Linked DNA regions of Homo sapiens: all the other regions are linked to region 4. Evidence: chromatin contacts called from ENCODE Hi-C or POLR2A ChIA-PET data. All regions are on one chromosome and are shown on one strand. The core of a region is the stretch at or near the end of the contact, and the rest is flanking DNA. Distances in the headings are between cores, read along the strand shown. Region 1 overlaps SMAD3 (SMAD family member 3). Region 2 holds the start of PPIB (peptidylprolyl isomerase B). Region 3 holds the start of CIAO2A (cytosolic iron-sulfur assembly component 2A). Region 4 has its middle 4.0 kb from the start of RNU5B-1. Region 5 holds the start of SMAD3 (SMAD family member 3).

Region 1 (3,431 bases), core at 878-3,377, 1.8 Mb before region 4:
TTAGGGTCCAAAGAGAAAAGAGTTTCCAACTGAAACTATGCAGGAAACTCAGGTGGGCAGATGGTAATCATCAAAGCAGGGATCTGGCAAAGAACACCCCCCCACTTGCAGACAAAGAAAAAACCTAGAGGAAAGTGTATTCCTGAAAGCAGAGAATTTTCATGGGAGCAAGAACATGAAGTCATTCTTGCTGCCAGTGAGGTGCCAACTAAGGCTGCTTCCCAGAGACACTGACATCACGTTAGAAAGGAGAAGAGGCTGGTGCTGTGGCTCATGCCTGTAACCCCAGCACTCTGGGAGGCTGAGGTGGGCAGATCACCTGAAGTCAGGAGTTCAAGACCAATCTGGCCAACATAGTGAAACCCCATCTCTACTAAAAATTAGCCAGGTGTGGTGGCAGGCGCCTGTAATACCAGCTACTTGGGAGTCTGAGGCACGAGAATCGCTTGAACCTGGGAGGTGGAGGTTGTAGTGAGCTGAGATCGCACCACTGCACTCCAGCCTGGGCAACAAGAGCGAAACTCCGTCTCAGAAAAAAAAAAAAAAAAGGAGAAGATATGCAATGTGATAGTGGGACCCGAGTGACTTGCTTTTGCTTGCTCAGGTCCACGTTCCTTGATCCATGTGTCCCATTCCACTCTCCATGCTCTGTCTTCTGATCCTCACTGTGTGGCCAGGACATAGAAGGTCTTCACTGCTATCACGTGACACTATAGTTCCTGAGGGCAGGAACTATATTTTCCATTTCTAAGAGTGCCTTGACAGATTCCTCATTGAGCTGAGAAAATAGCAACCTACATCTGGCATGTGTCTACAACTGCATCTCAAACCTTGTTATTTGTAAAGCTTCTCATACCATCCCCCTTCATCTGTGAAAGCCCTCAAGGGCTTTCAGCACTGATATAGTCTCCCCTCCTAGGGCGCATTTCACACCAATTAAGGATCCACAAGCCCATCCCTTTACCTGAATGAGATATTCCAACTTAGCTGCCCCTTCCCAGTTTGACCTTTTCTGTTAATATTTTAATGCAGAGAGATGTGTCCCATCAGATTTCTTAGGCTGTAGATACTGATTCCCTTCAAGGGCTGTTTAGATGCTACTGCTGATGAAGTGGCAGGACAGGATGCTCTCAGCCAAAGACAGGGACACTCTCTCACCAAAGCAGCAGGGAGTAACACACACCCCTACAGCCTTCACAGCCCCTAGAATCCACCGGGGCAATGCCAAAGAACTGACACTAAGGTATGCTGGAGTTGGCTAAGGCCTCTAACTTAGTTTCATGAAAAAAGTGTGGGCATTTGTAAGGGCCTGTTTAATCCATTCCAGCTCCACCCCCCTGCACCACCCCCCACTTTGTACTGTGAGTTTCTGAGCAGAAATAACCAACTACAGATGGTTTCACTACTTCAAAGATGTTGAGAAACCACTGACCCAGAGATAGGAGGGAACTGGAACTCCAAACCTCAGGGCAACTACTCACCACCAGCACTTGTGGTGACCAAATCAACACACTTCCAGAACCTAGAGCTGTTCTCTGTGTATGTGTGTGTGTGTGTGTGTGTGTGTGTGTGTGCACGCTTTTTTTTTGACCAACCACTATCACTTTCCACCCAGAACAGATGCCTGTAACACTGAACACAGCTTTACATAAGCATCTATGGCTGTGATTCTCAATCCCGGCCACATACCGGAATCACCTAGGAAAGTTAAAAAACATGGATTTCCCCAGGCCGGCCTGTAGAAATTTGAAATTCACTGGTCTCCAGGGGTGGTCTGAGCATCAAAATTTTTAAAAGCAGCCATGGTTGAGAACCTTCCATGGTAACACCAACAACCAATTGCAAATCATGAGGAATCAAGAATCCTAGCCCTCACAGCCCACCCTGAACCCCAAACCTCTTTCCATCCTGTCCTCAACTGCAGGCCCCCATTTCTAGTCCAGAGTTGACTATACAGTGATTCTGAAACTATTCAAATGAGTAATAGAGTCATTTCTTTGAATGCAAGTGCAGGAATCAGAGTTTTTAAGGTGGAAGAAACTTTAAAATCCTGCTAAGCCAACACCTTCAGTTTATAGAAGAGGAAGCCAGGGGCCAGGGCAGAAAAGTGACTCACCCAAGGTCCTGAAGCTGGTTCACAATGAGGCAGACCTAGAACCCAGGCCTGCTGCCTCTAATTCTCTCTCCTCCACACCAGAGGAGCCCCTATGGTGACAGCCGCTGGACAAAAACGGTGACAAAGGATGGGTCAGTTGTTTACTGAGCCGTATGCTTTCAGAGGCCATCCTCTAAATGCTTCACCTCTGAAATGCTCAGTCTCCTCACTGGCCTTAAAACAACTGAGGGCAAATATAGCCAAGATAGTGCTTCTCTTTAAAGATTCCCGAGCATCCTAGTCGATCATAATCCTCAAAGAATATACTTTCCGGCTGTCTGAGGTTCATGAAAAAAGCCATTAGCACAGAGTCTAACCCAGGTTTGAAAGGGCACTCTGTTGAGCAGCAGGTCTGAGGGACTGAAGCCAGCAGTAGATTCTAGTTTCTTACGGATAAGAGAGAGCTGATTGTTGGTTTCCACATCTCTAACCAACCTGTGAACACGTTTCCCTTCCTTCCTGTATTTTTATGGCACTACGGTTGGAATGCAGCCGGTGCCTAGAAGCACAGAAAACCTGTGCTTCAGGCTAAATTTGAATTCCTCTTTGCCTGCAGACTGATTTCCCCTACCCTGGGAGTCGGTTCTCAGGGGAGGTCTCATTTCACCCTGGGACGCTCCATGAGGGCAGAGCTATGTGTGACCATCCTCATCAGCAACGCATTGCAGCTCCTGGACCACTGTGTCTGATGGCACCACCACCAACAAAAGAAGCTCAGTAAATATGTGATGAATTAAACAACAATGATAATACAATTAAATAGGTCATTAAGGAATGGTTCCCCTCTGAAGGCAGAGCATCAGATGAAAACTTAGATTTGTCCCCCAGGAAAATATATGCATTGAGAAAACAGCCAAAGGCAAGAAGCCAAGGAGAGTTCAGAGGGCTATCATGAAAATCTGAGACTGGCCAGGCACGGTGGCTCATGCCTGTAATCCCAGCACTTTGGGAGGCCGAGGCAGGCAGATCACGAGGTCAGGAGATGGAGACCATCCTGGCTAACACAAAGAAACCCCGTCTCTACTAAAAATACAAAAAAAAAAAATTAGCCAGGTGTGGTGGCAGACGCCTGTAGTGCCAGCTACTCGGGAGGCTGAGGCAGGAGAATAGCATGAACCCCGGAGGCAGAGCTTGCAGTGAGCCGAGATCGCATCACTGCACTCCAGCCTGGGCGACAGAGCGAGACTCCATCTCAAAAAAAAAAAAAAAAAAAAAAAGAAAAAAAAAGAAAATCTGAGAACGGATACACAGATTCTTTCAGATTCTCCCTTCAAGC
Region 2 (3,297 bases), core at 494-2,993, 1.1 Mb after region 4:
ACTTGGGTTTTTTGAGTGTTTCTTTGTTTTTGAGACAGGGTGGAGTGCAGTTTCACGATCACAGTACACTGCAGCCTTGACCTTCTGGGCTCAGGTGATTCCCCCACCTCAGCCTCTGGGGTAGCTGCGACTACAGATGCGCACCACCACGCCCTGCTAATTTTTGTATTTTTTGTAGAGACAGGTTTCACCATGTTGCCCAGGCTCAAACTCCTGGACTCAAGTCATCTGCCTGCCACAGCCTCTCAAAGTGCTGGGATTACAGGTATGAGCTACTGTGCCCAGCTGGAGGCTACTTTGAAAACATGATTTAGTAAACATTTTTCTCTGGCTATGGCAGCCTGAGACCAGTGAGTGAAGAAAGAGGCTTAACAAAATAGGAGAAAAAAAAAAAAAAGGGATGAGAGATGGATCTGGAAGATCATCTTTGTCAGTATAACAATGTTTAAAACTTCCTCCTGATTGGGGTTGTCTGAATTGAGGTGCAAGGATGGGAAATAAGAGAACTGTCTTGAAGCTCTACAACCTGTGTAAGGCCGCTGTAATGAACAACAAAGTTAATGCCAGTGGCCTTGCATAACTTCAGTCTCAGGTCAGCGCCTCATGAAGACTACATTGCATAATTTATGTAAATGGAGCCCTGCCTATAATCTGTGCTGTGACGACCTGGAATTTCTACGAAGTTAATCGTTGAAAATTAGTTTTAAAGACGTTTTAACGCCATAGGTCCAAATTTTGGAAGTTTGTGTTTTGGTTTGTTTTGGTGTGTAAGACTCCCAGTACCAAAGTATCTATGTTGTAGATTGGGACAACACTAAGTGTGTGAAGACCTAAAATAGCCCTGTGGGGACATCTAGTAACTATTCCTGACCTCCGGAAAAAGGCATTGTATCCTCAGGCCGTGGCATAAATTATTTCTCATGTCAGTGCGGATGTGAAGCTATCCCAACCAGGACTTGTTGGGCACTCAGTACTGCCGCGCTGTGAGGGAGCTGTGGACAGAGTAAATGCAACACAGTCCCTTCCGCAGAAAAAAAAAAAAATGTAGTCTATTGGGGGAAAAGGTAAAGGAAGTTAAGAACAGCGTATACAATAAGATGTCCATTGATATACACAACAGTAAGCACAGCAAGATTACAGAAGGGAGAGAAAAATGGGTAGTAACTTGACGGCCTCAGTAAAAAAGGAAGTGGGTTGTGCAGCAAGTTTTGCAAGACAAGTGGAGGAGCCGTACAAGGCCACGCTCGGTAAGGATAAATGTCCCTGAAGTGTTTGGAAGCCACAACGTTTAGAGCCAATTTGGCGGTGACAAACACTTGACTGGCCCAAAACAGTGACAAGCTTCCCGTGCCCCTTGTCCAGGCCCACGTATTTGCTAACCTCAAGCGCCAGCTACCGCAGGCCAGTGGAACAGCGCTCCGGGCGGGGCGGGCCGCGGAGCATGCCGGGGCTTGTGGTCTTCTCGGAGCCCGGGCCCGTGCTCTGCGAGGCCGCCTTCCGCCGGTGGCCTTCCTGTGGGCGGGAGAGGGCGGCCGGGAGCCCAATGAGGGAGCAATAACGTGGCAACCACCCACGAGCCCGCGTCGGTGCCCGCCCCGCAGGGGGACCTACTATCCGGCGCCGAGCCGGAGGGGGGAAACGGCGCCCGCCGCCCGCCCGGAGCCCGCGAGCAACCCCAGTCCCCCCCACCCGCGCGTGGCGGCGCCGGCTCCCTAGCCACCGCGGCCCCACCCTCTTCCGGCCTCAGCTGTCCGGGCTGCTTTCGCCTCCGCCTGTGGATGCTGCGCCTCTCCGAACGCAACATGAAGGTGCTCCTTGCCGCCGCCCTCATCGCGGGGTCCGTCTTCTTCCTGCTGCTGCCGGGACCTTCTGCGGCCGATGAGAAGAAGAAGGGGCCCAAAGTCACCGTCAAGGTCCGGTGGAGTCCGCGGCATTTACGGTGCCGGAGCTCGGGCCCGGGCGGCCTTGGCTTGGCCTTGGCTCAGCCCCTCCTCCCTCGGCTTCTGTCTGTGGCCTCGTGGCGTCTGGGCCGTCCTGCCCATTCAGTCCAGGGAACGACCCGGACCCACCCCGACACCCCCAGCCCCTGCCCTGACCCAGGGAGTTAGTTGGATCCCCGGATACCCATCTGGGGCCGACACTGGCAGTCTCAGAGCAGGCTTTTTGCAAACACCCCTCAGTGCTGGGGAGATGGTGAAAGATCACGCCTGCCGGATTCCGAATCCTTTCTCTCCTTAAGCCAAATTTTAGCCACTTCCAATTACAAAGCACAGTATGTATACTTCAAACTTAAGTGGTGAACTTAGGCTCCGCTCCTTATGGGTTTTCTAATGTTAATTTTTAGAATCTGGGTCCATTAGCTGTTTAGAGCAAATATTGTTATCCTGTAGTCCAAGGAGGGTATAGATAAGCATGTTTTCCAAGAAAAGGGTCTGGAGCTTTCATTAGATTCTCATAGGATTTTTACCGTCACCAAAATCAGATTCAGAACCACTTCTCTAAAAATATGGCTCTATTCTCTCTCCCATCCTCAGGTTAGCTTCTTGTACCTTCCCTCCCCTAGCAACGCCCCTTTAAAGAAGCTAAGTTGGAAATGGTCTCTTTCCTCAGGTGTATTTTGACCTACGAATTGGAGATGAAGATGTAGGCCGGGTGATCTTTGGTCTCTTCGGAAAGACTGTTCCAAAAACAGTGGATAATTTTGTGGCCTTAGCTACAGGAGAGGTAAGTGGCTGGAGCAGGGGTAGTCAACTCACATGAAGTGAAATTGGCACTGGGGATGGCAGCAAACTGACCTGCAGAGTTCAGCCGATCTGTAGCGTGGACCTCACTGAGCACCGACTGCCTGTTGCCCTGGGAACACAGTATTGCCCTTTCTTAAGAGTAATGGGGCCCTGACCAGGCACAGTGGCTCACACTTAAAATCCCAGCACTTTTGGAGGCCAAAGTAGGAGGATTGCTTGAGCCCAGGAGTTCAAGGCCAACCTGAGCAACATAGCAAGACCCTGTCTCTACCCCCGCAAATTTTTTTTTTTTTTTGAGACGGAGTTTCACTCTTGTCGCCTGGGCTGGAGTGCAGTGGTGCGGCCTCAGCTCACTGCAACCTCCGCCTCCCGGGTTTAAGTGATTCTCCTGCCTCAGCCTCCTGAGTAGCTGGGATTACAGGCATGCGCCACCACGCTTGGCTAATTTTGTATTTTTAGTAGTGACAGGGTTTCACCATGTTGGCCAGGCTGAACTCGAACTCCTGACCTCTGGTGATCCGCCTGCCTTGGCCTCCCAAAGTGCTGGGATTAG
Region 3 (3,351 bases), core at 394-2,893, 1.2 Mb after region 4:
TGGCACCTTGCTGTGAGTTTCAGATACAGAAATCAGGTATTTAATCGACAGTTCGACATGTTCAATGCTATGGTGCCCTGTGGGAGCACAGGGAAAGAGATAATCAATTCTGCTTGGAGAAGTAGGGAGGCCTCACAGATGAAGTGAGGCCTCAGTGTCCTAGATTTGGCTGGAAAAATGTTAGGATTATCCTCTCAATTGCTGTGGAGTAAGTGGAGTGGAATAGACGGCAGGGAAATTATTGAACCCTGACCAAAATTTCCTTGGGACCTAAGCAATTCATTGTCTGGTGATCCTAAGGCCTACATTAACTAGACAAACAAGACTGGAGTTTAAAGATAAATGGGCATGTTAGCATGGGACAATTCTGCAAGATAATCCTATCTTCTCAATAGAAATGGCATTTGTCACCAACTTTGACAAGAGGTTTAGTTAGTTTGGTTGTAACTGCAAATTCAGGGATGGACTCCCTCACAGGTCATGTGAGCTGTTTGAAGGCGGGGGCAGCGTTTTATCTTTGTATCTTCCATGCCTATGGATCACCTATGGCAAATTAGTACCTACAAATTTGATCGGAGGGATGGATGGATAAAATAAAATCGATTTTGTTACTGGCATCCATCACACCCACGAACACCAGAGGGCTTAAGATACACTTTTTTTTTTTTTTTTTTTTTTGAGGGAAGTCTCGCTCTTCTCCCCCAGGCTTGAGTGCAATGGCTCGATCTTGGTTCACTGCAACCTCTGCCTCCTGAGTTCAAACGATTCTCCTGCCTCTGCCTCCCAAGTAGCTGGGATTAAGGCCCCTGCCACCACGCCCAGCTAATTTTTGTATTTTTTAGTAGAGACGGGGTTTGCCCATGTTGGCCAGGCTGGTCTCGAACTCCTGACCTCAGGTGATCCGCCCGCCTCGGCCTCCCAAAGTGCTGGGATTATAGGCGTGAGCCATCGCGCCCGGCCAAGATACACTTTTAAGGATGGCGATCTCCATTATGTCACCACTGTACACATTAGACACGGGAAAACTTATGTTCTAAGTTGTCTTTGGAGGCCATTAGCAGAAATATTCGTTCAAAGGTGGGAAGCTGTGCTGGACTGAGTCCCTTAGGAGACGAGAAAGCCAAAAAGCCCTCCCCATGCCATACCTGACTACCTCACTGGCTTCCCATGACATCCCTTTTCACAGCAACTGAAACCTACTTCCTGTCCGATCAGGAAGTAAGAAAGACGTTGGCTGTCAGCGGATCCCGCGGAGAAATAATTGTAAAGAGTCTCCGTGCTGGAGAACTCAAGATCTCCTTTCCCCTACCCCTTCAGGATTCATCTTTAACTTATCACGGATACTGAGTGAGTCAGTCGCGGTTAACAGACCGTTACATCCACTTCTACCAGGCGGACACTACAAGTCCCAGAATACAATTCGCTGCCTTCCGAAGAAAATAGCTCACGCATCCCAGCATGCAATGTGCTGACGAGCCGCGAAGATTGTTTTTGTCCCGCCGAAATCGAGCAAAGCACGCTGGAACTTGTAGTCCTTGAGGCCCCTTCCCTAGGTCCTTCGAGCTACTCCGTCTGGCCCCGCCTTTTCTCTGCTCTCCTGAACCTTTAGGCTTGTCTCGGCCCATTTGAAGACCAGGAAGTTGATCAATCCCGAGGCTGCTGAGAGACGGTGGCGCGATTGGGACAGTCGCCAGGGATGGCTGAGCGTGAAGATGCAGCGGGTGTCCGGGCTGCTCTCCTGGACGCTGAGCAGAGTCCTGTGGCTCTCCGGCCTCTCTGAGCCGGGAGCTGCCCGGCAGCCCCGGATCATGGAAGAGAAAGCGCTAGAAGTTTATGGTAATTAATTTTACCCAGCACAGCATTTGGCGTTATAGGTGCAGGCCGGAGCTGAGGGGTGCGGGGATGATGGCCTCACCTGAGGGCTGGGAGGGGAGACCTTTTTTTTTGTTTGTTTGTTTGTTTGTTTTTGGCCAGATCTTGTCCGGGGCGTAGCAGGCGCTTTCTTCGGGGTCCTAAGTCACGTGGGGGGTGTGGGTCTTTCTGGGAACTGGGCTCTTCGTAAACCTGGGGCAAGCCGAACCCAGAGGTCTTAAAAGCTTCATTCTCCACGTGTGGCCTACGTCTTAGTAACCATTCCAAGACTTGTGGGGAGACCACAAGTCTAGGGTGCCTGGTTAGGAAGCAAAGCTGGCCTGATTGCACTACTAGAGCCTCGTTCTCTAGCTCCTGGACACGCACTCTTGCTACCGCTGAGGGCGCTTGTGGGTGACAGTCGAGTTGGGGACTGGCCCAAGGTCACAGCCACTCTATCCGGCAAAGTCAGTAAGCAGAGGTCCCCGAAAGAAGAGAACGAGATTGGCTTCTTGTAGCAAGGCCTTGTGTACACACACATAACGCACACACACACATACACACTCTTCCATGTTGCATATTAAATATTTTCTGTTTAACCCTTGGGGCCATCTTTATTGTACAAATGAGGAAACAAAGGTTAAAGAACTACCTGGAGGTCACACTGCCAGTAAGGAACAGAGCCAAAAAGCAAAGGCTGTGCCTACTGGTTCTAACCGTAATGCACTTTCCACCACTTCACAATTGCCTTACAACTTTTTGTTTGTTTGTTTTTTTAATTATGTTGTATTGTTTTTGAAAACCGAAAAGACTGGATATAATATTGAGAGATCTAACCATAGAATACAAATATAATTCAAGTAAGGATTATAGGCCAGTAGAAGGAAGCCAGGGTTAGGAAATACTCTGGGAGCTAATTTGGTTGACCTCTCTTACTAGAGGCAGGACTTACCTAATCAGCCTCCAGGCAGATGATAATTGTGAGTAAAATGATCTCCACAAAGCAGACCACATCCCTGTCCTGCCAGATCTCTGTCCACATAATCTAGGGATGGTAGGGCACTGGAGATACAACTTTGGAAGAGAGTGACTCTAGTCTTCAAACTGATATTGAAGGAAACCCATATATGCAAAAATAGAGTATGTAATAGAAGGCTGTAGACTGAATAAGAGATACAGAAATTCAGAGAAAGGGAGATACTAGTCTCTGACTGAGGGGATCTAGAAAGACTTTGAAATAAAGAGAAGGAGCCACTTGAGTTGGGCCTCAAAGAATAATTAGGATCTAGATATGTAGAGGGTCAGAGGGCATACTAAGAGGAAACTTAAAAGCATGGAGGTAAGAAGATAGGAAATGACAGATAGATGGGGCTATAGGATAGGGTTTGTGGTTAAATGTGAAGATGTGGTTGAACATTGTTCTAGGTAGTGGGATGCAGTTGGATACTGAAGGTTTTAAATATAAATGAAGAATTTTAATAGTGCAGTGCTGTGGAAGAA
Region 4 (3,151 bases), core at 458-2,957:
TGATGGTGAAGTGGAAGCCAGTCTCCTTCACGTGGTCGTCACCCAGCTGGCTGTAGCCCAGGCCTCCCTGGCGGGGCGCGGGTCGGGTGGGGGCGTGCTGGTGCTCCACTTCACACACTGCTGCTCACTCTTTACGGGCCACGTGGGGAACATCGAGGGGTCAGTGGGGGGGCGGGGGGCGATCTCGCAGAAATACTCGCTTGCGGCCATCCTCAGTGCTCCTCCCGGGGAAGTAGGTCAGGAACTTGTTCGTAAGATGAAAGCCCTGTTCTGAGAGCAAGGCCCCCAAGCCCTTGCAGAGGTTGCTATAGGGGTACTGGCTGAAGGTCATCTTCTTGACTGCTGGAAGGTTACTGTAGCCATTCCTATTTGTTTTTGTTTTGATACACGTTCTGTCACCCAGGCTGGAGTGCAGGGCTGCAATCATAGCTCACTGCAGCCTCAAACTGCTGGGATTAAGCACCTCCTGCCTCAGTCACCCGAGTATCTGGGACTATAGTCTGCAAGCCACCACATTGGGCTAATTTTATTTTTTAATTTTTTGTAGAGATGGGGGTCTCCCTATGTTGACAGACATGTTGCCCATGCTGGTCTCGAATTCGTGGGCTCAGGGGATTCTCCCACCCCTGCCTCTGAAAGTGTTGGTGAGAGGTGACAGCGCGCTGGCAGCCCTCGTAGCCCTCGCTCGCTCTCGGTGCCTCCTTGGCCTCAGCGCCCACTCTGGCCGCGCTTGAGGAGCCCTTCAGCCCGCCGCTGCACTGTGGGAGCCCCTTCCTGGGATGGCCGAGGCCGGAGCCGGCTCCCTCAGCCTGCGGGGAGGTGTGGAGGGAGAGACACCGCAGGAACCGGGGCTGCGCACGGGGCTTGCGGGCCAGCTAGAGTTCCGGGTGGGCGTGGCCTTGGCGGCCCGCAGTCCGAGCGGCCGGCCGGCCGGCTCCGCCGACCCCAGACAGTAAGGGGCTTAGCACCTGGGCCAGCAGCTGCGGAGGATGCGCCAGGTCCCCCAGCAGTGCCGGCCCACCGGCGCTGTGCTGGATTTCTTGCCGGGCCTTAGCTGCCTCCCTGCAGGGCAGGGCTCGGGACCTGCAGCCTGCAATGCCTGAGCCTACCCTGCCCACCCGCCATGGGCTTCTGCGCGGCCGGAGCCTCCACGGACAAGTGCCGCCCCCTGTTCCACCGCGCCCAGTCCCATGGACCGCCCAAGGGCTGAGGAGTGCCGGCACACGGCTCAGGACTGGCAGGCAGCTCCACCTGCGGCCCCAGTGGAGGATCCACTGGACGAAGCCAGCTGGGTTCCGGAGTGTGGTGGGGACTTGGAGAATCTTTATGTCTAGCTAAGGGATTGTAAATACACCAATCAGCACTCTGTATCTAGCTCAAGGTTTGTAAATGCACCAATCAGCACTCTGTGTCTAGCTCAGGGTTTGTAAATACACCAATGGACACTCTGTATCTAGCTAATATAGTGGGGACGAAAACTTTTGTGTCTAGCTCAGGGATTGTAAACACACCAATCAGCACCCTGTCAAAACGGACCAATCAGCTCTCTGTAAAACAGACCAATCGGCTCTCTGTAAAATGGACCAATCAGCAGGATGTGGGTGGGGCCAGATAAGAGCATAAAAGCAGGCTGCCCGCTCCTGCTGCGGCAGGCAGGTGGGGTGTTTTCTTTGATACCGAGGTGGCTTTTTTTCTTTTGCTGTTTGCAGTAACTTGCTATTGCTGCTGCTACTGCTCCGTGCGTGGGTCTGGCCTATGAGCTGTAACACTCACCCTGAAAGTGTGTAGTTTCGCTCTTGAAGCCAGTGAGGCCGGAAACCAACTGGGAAGAAGGAACAACTCCAGATGTGCTGCTTTAAAGAGTTGTAATGCTCACCGTGAAGGTCTGTAGTTTCATTCCTGAGCCAGCAAGACCACGAACCCACCAGAAGGAAGAAACTCCGAATGCATCTGAAGGTCAGAAGGAACAAGCTCTGGATACGCCGCCTTTAAGAACCCTGAGATTCACCACGAGAGTCTGCGGCTTCGTTCTTGAAGTTAGTGAGACCAAAAACCCACCAATTCTGGACACATTGGGATTAAAGGTGTGCCACTGCGCCAGCCAGCGTTACGTCTGTTTTGATAGTCTTGCATGCTTGCTGTAGTTCACAATGTAAGGGGAAGTTAGAAACCCATTGAGATGCAAAGTTCTCACCATATGATAATAGCTACGTCTCATAGGACCTAGCAAGGGGTTAAGGGGTGGGTTCTCTGAGTACTGACCTCCCCCCGTATTGAGCCTTGGGAGAGAGTGTTTCCCTTTTCCTGGGCTTTAGGAGACATTTATTTGTTGGCCTGTACTGTGCTTCACTCTGGAAGGGTCCTGGATAGCTTTCACTGTTGAGAGAACTGAAAGGAGAGTTAACTTGTTTGTAGCTCTGTGAGTCTCCACAGAGGGTCATGGAGTTTCTACAATTTGTGAATCCGAAGCTTGGACTCACGTTGATCCGTTATTTATGATGTGGCTTGCACCTCAATTTCCAGCAACAATTCGTGCTAATTTAATTTAGGAAATAACTGGCTGGGCGCGGTGGGTCACGCCTGTTGTAATACCAGCGCTTTGGGAGGTTGAGGTTGGGGGGATCACCTGAGGTCAGGAGTTCAAGACCAGCTTGGCCAACATGGTGAAACCCTTTCTCTACTAAAAATACAAAAATTGGCGGGACGCAGTGGCATGTGCCTGTAGTCCCAGCTACTCTGGAGGCTGAAGCAGGAGAATCGCTTGAACCCGGGAGGCAGAGGTTGCAGTGAGCGAAGATCGTGCTACTGCACTCCAGCCTGGGTGCAGAGACTTTCGTCTCAAAAATATAATAATCCAGTGTGTATTTTATACTTAAGTACATCTCAATTGAGACTGGCCACATTTCAAATGCTCAATAGCCACATGTGGCCAGTGGTTGCCATATTGAACAGTATACTTCTAAATCCTTTTGGATCTTCTATGAAGATAATCATATGGACTGAGAATAATAATTTTTTCTTTTTTCACTCCTTATACTTTTCCCTCCCCCTGACTTTTCTTGTTACACTTGCCTGGCAAGGCCCTTAGTGAAAAATTGAATGGAAGCAGTGATACTGTCATCTTTGTCTTTTTCCAGACTCTAAAGGGAAA
Region 5 (3,412 bases), core at 212-2,711, 1.8 Mb before region 4:
AGGTGGGAGAAGACCCTATTTTCCGCCACTTGTCTCTCCCATTTGGAAGTCAGAGCATTGCACTGCAACCAAAGTGCGTGCATGCTCAGGGGGCGGGAGACTGGCACAACCGAGTCTAAAAATACTCGATAAAAATGCTAATCCCGAAGGCAAAGAAAGAACGAAGAAGGAATCTGTCAATCACTAGGCTCCCGCTCCTCACCCACAGCCCCAGCTGTACGGACCGCATTCCTGTAGAGGAAAGTGGGGAGACCCGACTGAAGAAAAGAAACGCAAAGACACCACCACCTCCACGAGCGCGGGCCGCGGGGGCGGGAGGCGGCGGCGGAGGAGGGGCTCCGGCCCGCGGAGCCGAACAAAGCGGGCCTCAACTTCCAGCCCCAGCTCCCCGGAGTGGGGGCGGCCGAGTCCCGCAGCAACCCGCTCTCCCCTCCCGGAGGTGGAAAGGGAATGTGAGGTGTGGAAGCCAGAGTGCCGCGTGGAAGCCTCGGGCTCTGATCTTTGCAAATCAGAGATGGTTTTGTTTGGGGTCCCCCCACCCCCTTCCTGCCCGCGCTCTCCCACTCTCACACACACGCACCCACACAGTCTCACTCCCTCCCTCTCTCTCCCTCTTCCCATCTCCAGCCCCACTGGGTCGGCCCCGCAGTGCCAGGGGGCTGGGCCGGCGTGACCCCGGGTCCCCCCCGGGCGGGCCCCCACCTGGGGATGGTGATGCACTTGGTGTTGACGTTCTGCGTGGTGATGGCCTTCTCCAGCTCGTCCAGCTGCCCCGTCTTCTTGAGTTTCTTGACCAGGCTCTTGACCGCCTTCTCGCACCATTTCTCCTCCTGCCCGTTCTGCTCGCCCTTCTTCCAGCCCAGCAGGCGCTTCACGATCGGGGGAGTGAAAGGCAGGATGGACGACATGGCTGGGGAGGGCGCGCGGGCGGCGAGGAGCGCCCCCGGCGGGGCTGGGCTCGACGGGACGCCGGGGGCGCAGAGGGGAGCTCGGCCGGGGCCTGCCGCGGTCGCCCAAACTTCGCCTCAACTCTCGGCGAAGTTGCCGGGGCGCCGGGCCGGGCCGCGGCGCTGCAGCCTGCGGGGCTCGGCGCGCGGCCCTGCGCCCGGAGCGGCTCCCACGGCGAAGAGAAGAGCGGCCGGGCGGGCGGACGGCAGCAGTGCAGGGTCGGGAAGGCCCCGAACGCGGGGCGGAGGCGGCGGCCGCGAGACTCCAAGTGGCAGCAGAAGTTTGGGTTTCCGCACGGGGTAGCTGTTTGGGTGCCGCCTCCGGGAAGGAAAGTCCAACCCCCGGCCAAACTTCGCTCGCCTCGCTAGCTTTGATGCGCAGATCCCTCCGCCTCTGCGGCCTCACCGCCCCGCCACCCTCCTCCTCCCGGCTCGCCGCTCGCTCGCTCGCTGGCTGGGCCGGCCCGGGGCGTGCGCCGCGCTCCCGCTCCCGCCCGCTCCCAGTCTGTGTTTCATGCAAATCCGCGTGCAGCCTCCTTTCCAAGTGCTGTCACCGCCCCCTCGCCGCCGGGGCTCCCCGCCTCCTCCCCCGCGCCCCGCCACCTCCTCCCGCGGGCGCCCTGCCCGCCCCCTGCTCCGGGGAGGGCGCCCGGCCGGCCACCACCCCGCGCCCAGCACGCCCACGTGGGCGACCCGGGCGGCGGCAGTCCTGGCTGGAGCGCGCGGGACCCTGCGCGGCCCCGACCTGAAGTCGGGCGGGCGCGGGGAGGAAGTCCTGGGAAACACGGCGAGAGGGGCCTCGGGCGGGAGGGCTGAGCGCGGCCCGTGGCGTCCGCTCTCGGAGTCCACACTCGGGCGGCTCGGTTGGAGTTGCGGGCCGGAGAGGGTTGGACTCGCAGCAAGTAAGCGTCGTCCGGACGCGAGTGCACCCTGGAGAGGACCCGAGCCCGAGAGGGGGCGCGCGGAAGGCCCGGGCCCAGGAAGTTGGGGCCCGCACTTGGCCTCGCGCTTGCTGATCCCCGTCAAGGCCCTTGGCCGGCGCCGGCGCCCCTGGGCTGTTTTTATTCTCTAGTCGGTGAGATCACACCGGCCGAGAGCCTCGGGAACGTGTGCGGAGGAGGAGGGGGTGAGAAGTGGGTCCTCAGAAGTGGAGAGCTGGGGACACCAGTGACAACCTGGACAATGGCTGGAGCCAGGGGTCTCTTGAGCCTTGTGAACCGAGTGCCCGGCAGAAAATGAGCCTCAAGGACATCTGTTGAGTTCTTGAAGGAATGAATGGAGGGGCTTTCGAATTTATCTTTGAAAGAAATTTACATAACAGGGTGTTTGTTGCTGGATCTCCTGATAGAGAAGGATCGGAAATTTGATAATTGCCAATAAATGGAAGAGAGTTTTGTTTCCAAAGCAATGAACTCACAAAAAAGTGGGGCAAGACAGGAGTTTTCGGAGAGTTTGTGTATTCAAAAAAAGCAAAACAACAACAAACCAATTGGCACATTGGGGAGCTCCGCGGCTTTTCTCCCCACCAAAAGAATTCAGGGGCGTCTGCCCGCAGGGCCCTCGGCGGTTTTCAGGAGCTACTCCAGGCCCCTCGGCCTTTCTCTTGCTGCCTCCCGCAGCCGACTAGCCGGTGTCTAAGCCCTTTGTTTGTTTTTAACAGCAGGAATCTCCCACCCCCACCCCTGCTTTGTTAAAAAAAAAAAGTTATCTGGAACCCTCAAGTGGGTGGGGAGTTACAAAGCCCTGTGAGGTGTGGCGGAATCCACAGTCAGCCCAGAAGCGGCAGGGGCCCTTGCCTTGCTCCGGAGAACCGCCTCCCACAAGCCAATCCGCAGCTGCTGCTGCAGAAGTGCGCTGTGCTCCTCACCCTCCTCTCTTCCTAAATACCCGCCTGAAAAGGAGAATACGTGAAAGCCAACTGAGGCTTGACAACCTGGCTTCCGTTCCTTGCTGGTCCTCCTGTTAACGCGCTGCCGCTGTGGTCTTAGGTTTCACTCTCCTCTTCCCGTCCGTCAAGAGAGACAAGGATGACACAATCCACATTTATTGATTGCTTTCTTCATTCCGGGTAGTCCGCCTGCTGCCCTTTGATTCAGTCTTAACAGTGGTTGGTGAGGTAGATGTTCCTGTGCCTCACGTTTACGGAGGCACAGAGAGATTACATTACTTACTCAGGGTTCCAAGTGGCAGAGCTGGAATTTGAACCCAATACTTTGTTGAAGCCTCAGTCTCCGATCTTGAGACTGCACCCAGCTGCCTGGGTCACGGAAGGCAAAGATGACATCATTGATCGAGCTCTTTGCAAAACAGTTCTCTACACGGGCACACTGTTGTAACACTGCAAGGATTATTTGCTCACCTGTAAAATGGGGCTAGAGGTAGCTTCCCTCGCGATCTCCTAGGGTGGCTGTGGGAAGCTCATGTGAAAAGGTTTGCATTGCTAATGCCATGAAAAGTGGTGGAGG

What was found. A loop is a pair of places that touch in the nucleus more often than their neighbours do. ChIA-PET counts read pairs that join two places held with the same protein, here RNA polymerase II (POLR2A). Pooled maps may share reads with other maps.
Region 1: a pooled map shows a loop between it and region 4 (10-fold over the local background). The contact joins two enhancer-like sites. A Hi-C loop is called at or near these places in 1 of 37 single-sample maps with no recorded cell type and 5 of 50 pooled maps. POLR2A ChIA-PET finds 5 or more read pairs at or near these places in 2 of 52 experiments (B cell and activated naive CD4-positive, alpha-beta T cell).
Region 2: a pooled map shows a loop between it and region 4 (8-fold over the local background). The contact joins the promoter of PPIB here to the enhancer-like site in region 4. A Hi-C loop is called at or near these places in 2 of 168 maps with a recorded cell type or tissue (both naive thymus-derived CD4-positive, alpha-beta T cell), 2 of 37 single-sample maps with no recorded cell type and 13 of 50 pooled maps. POLR2A ChIA-PET finds 5 or more read pairs at or near these places in 3 of 52 experiments (CD4-positive, alpha-beta T cell, Caco-2 and activated naive CD4-positive, alpha-beta T cell).
Region 3: a loop to region 4 is called in a map of CD8-positive, alpha-beta T cell, with 7 times the contacts of the local background. The contact joins the promoter of CIAO2A here to the enhancer-like site in region 4. A Hi-C loop is called at or near these places in 3 of 168 maps with a recorded cell type or tissue (CD8-positive, alpha-beta T cell and naive thymus-derived CD4-positive, alpha-beta T cell), 3 of 37 single-sample maps with no recorded cell type and 11 of 50 pooled maps. POLR2A ChIA-PET finds 5 or more read pairs at or near these places in 1 of 52 experiments (activated B cell).
Region 5: a map with no recorded cell type shows a loop between it and region 4 (4-fold over the local background). The contact joins the promoter of SMAD3 here to the enhancer-like site in region 4. A Hi-C loop is called at or near these places in 1 of 37 single-sample maps with no recorded cell type. POLR2A ChIA-PET finds 5 or more read pairs at or near these places in 2 of 52 experiments (B cell and T-cell).

The regions. Positions count from the first base shown.
Region 1 is chr15:67,084,012-67,087,442 of GRCh38, reverse strand. All of the region lies in intron 1 of SMAD3 (SMAD family member 3), which reads right to left. Among named protein-coding and RNA genes, the nearest start is that of SMAD3, 20 kb to the right of the region's middle. Within about 2 kb of position 2,127, at least 10 of the 41 ENCODE cell types and tissues checked have a DNase peak (open chromatin) inside an H3K27ac peak, as active enhancers do.
Region 2 is chr15:64,161,468-64,164,764 of GRCh38, reverse strand. PPIB (peptidylprolyl isomerase B) reads left to right here and starts at 1,743. Exons shown (of 5, transcript NM_000942.5): 1 at 1,743-1,913; 2 at 2,611-2,724. The coding sequence starts at 1,779. RefSeq lists enhancers at 1,229-1,278, 1,385-1,885, 1,829-2,078, 1,886-2,386, 2,620-3,184 and a silencer at 1,419-1,778.
Region 3 is chr15:64,092,130-64,095,480 of GRCh38, reverse strand. It overlaps CIAO2A (cytosolic iron-sulfur assembly component 2A), which reads left to right and starts at 1,643. Exons shown (of 5, transcript NM_032231.7): 1 at 1,643-1,836. The coding sequence starts at 1,713. RefSeq lists enhancers at 1,231-1,960, 2,321-2,370, 2,006-2,568.
Region 4 is chr15:65,299,132-65,302,282 of GRCh38, reverse strand. No RefSeq gene overlaps it. Among named protein-coding and RNA genes, the nearest start is that of RNU5B-1, 4.0 kb to the left of the region's middle. RefSeq lists an enhancer at 577-1,092. Within about 2 kb of position 1,707, at least 3 of the 41 ENCODE cell types and tissues checked have a DNase peak (open chromatin) inside an H3K27ac peak, as active enhancers do; they include CD4-positive, alpha-beta T cell and CD8-positive, alpha-beta T cell, where a contact is called at or near this core.
Region 5 is chr15:67,063,651-67,067,062 of GRCh38, reverse strand. It overlaps SMAD3 (SMAD family member 3), which reads right to left and starts at 1,461. Exons shown (of 9, transcript NM_005902.4): 1 at 703-1,461. The coding sequence starts at 908. SMAD3-DT (SMAD3 divergent transcript) reads left to right here and starts at 2,881. Exons shown (of 6, transcript NR_135686.1): 1 at 2,881-3,412. RefSeq lists silencers at 245-334, 355-414, 665-714, 865-1,024, 1,195-1,684 and enhancers at 135-903, 2,443-3,213.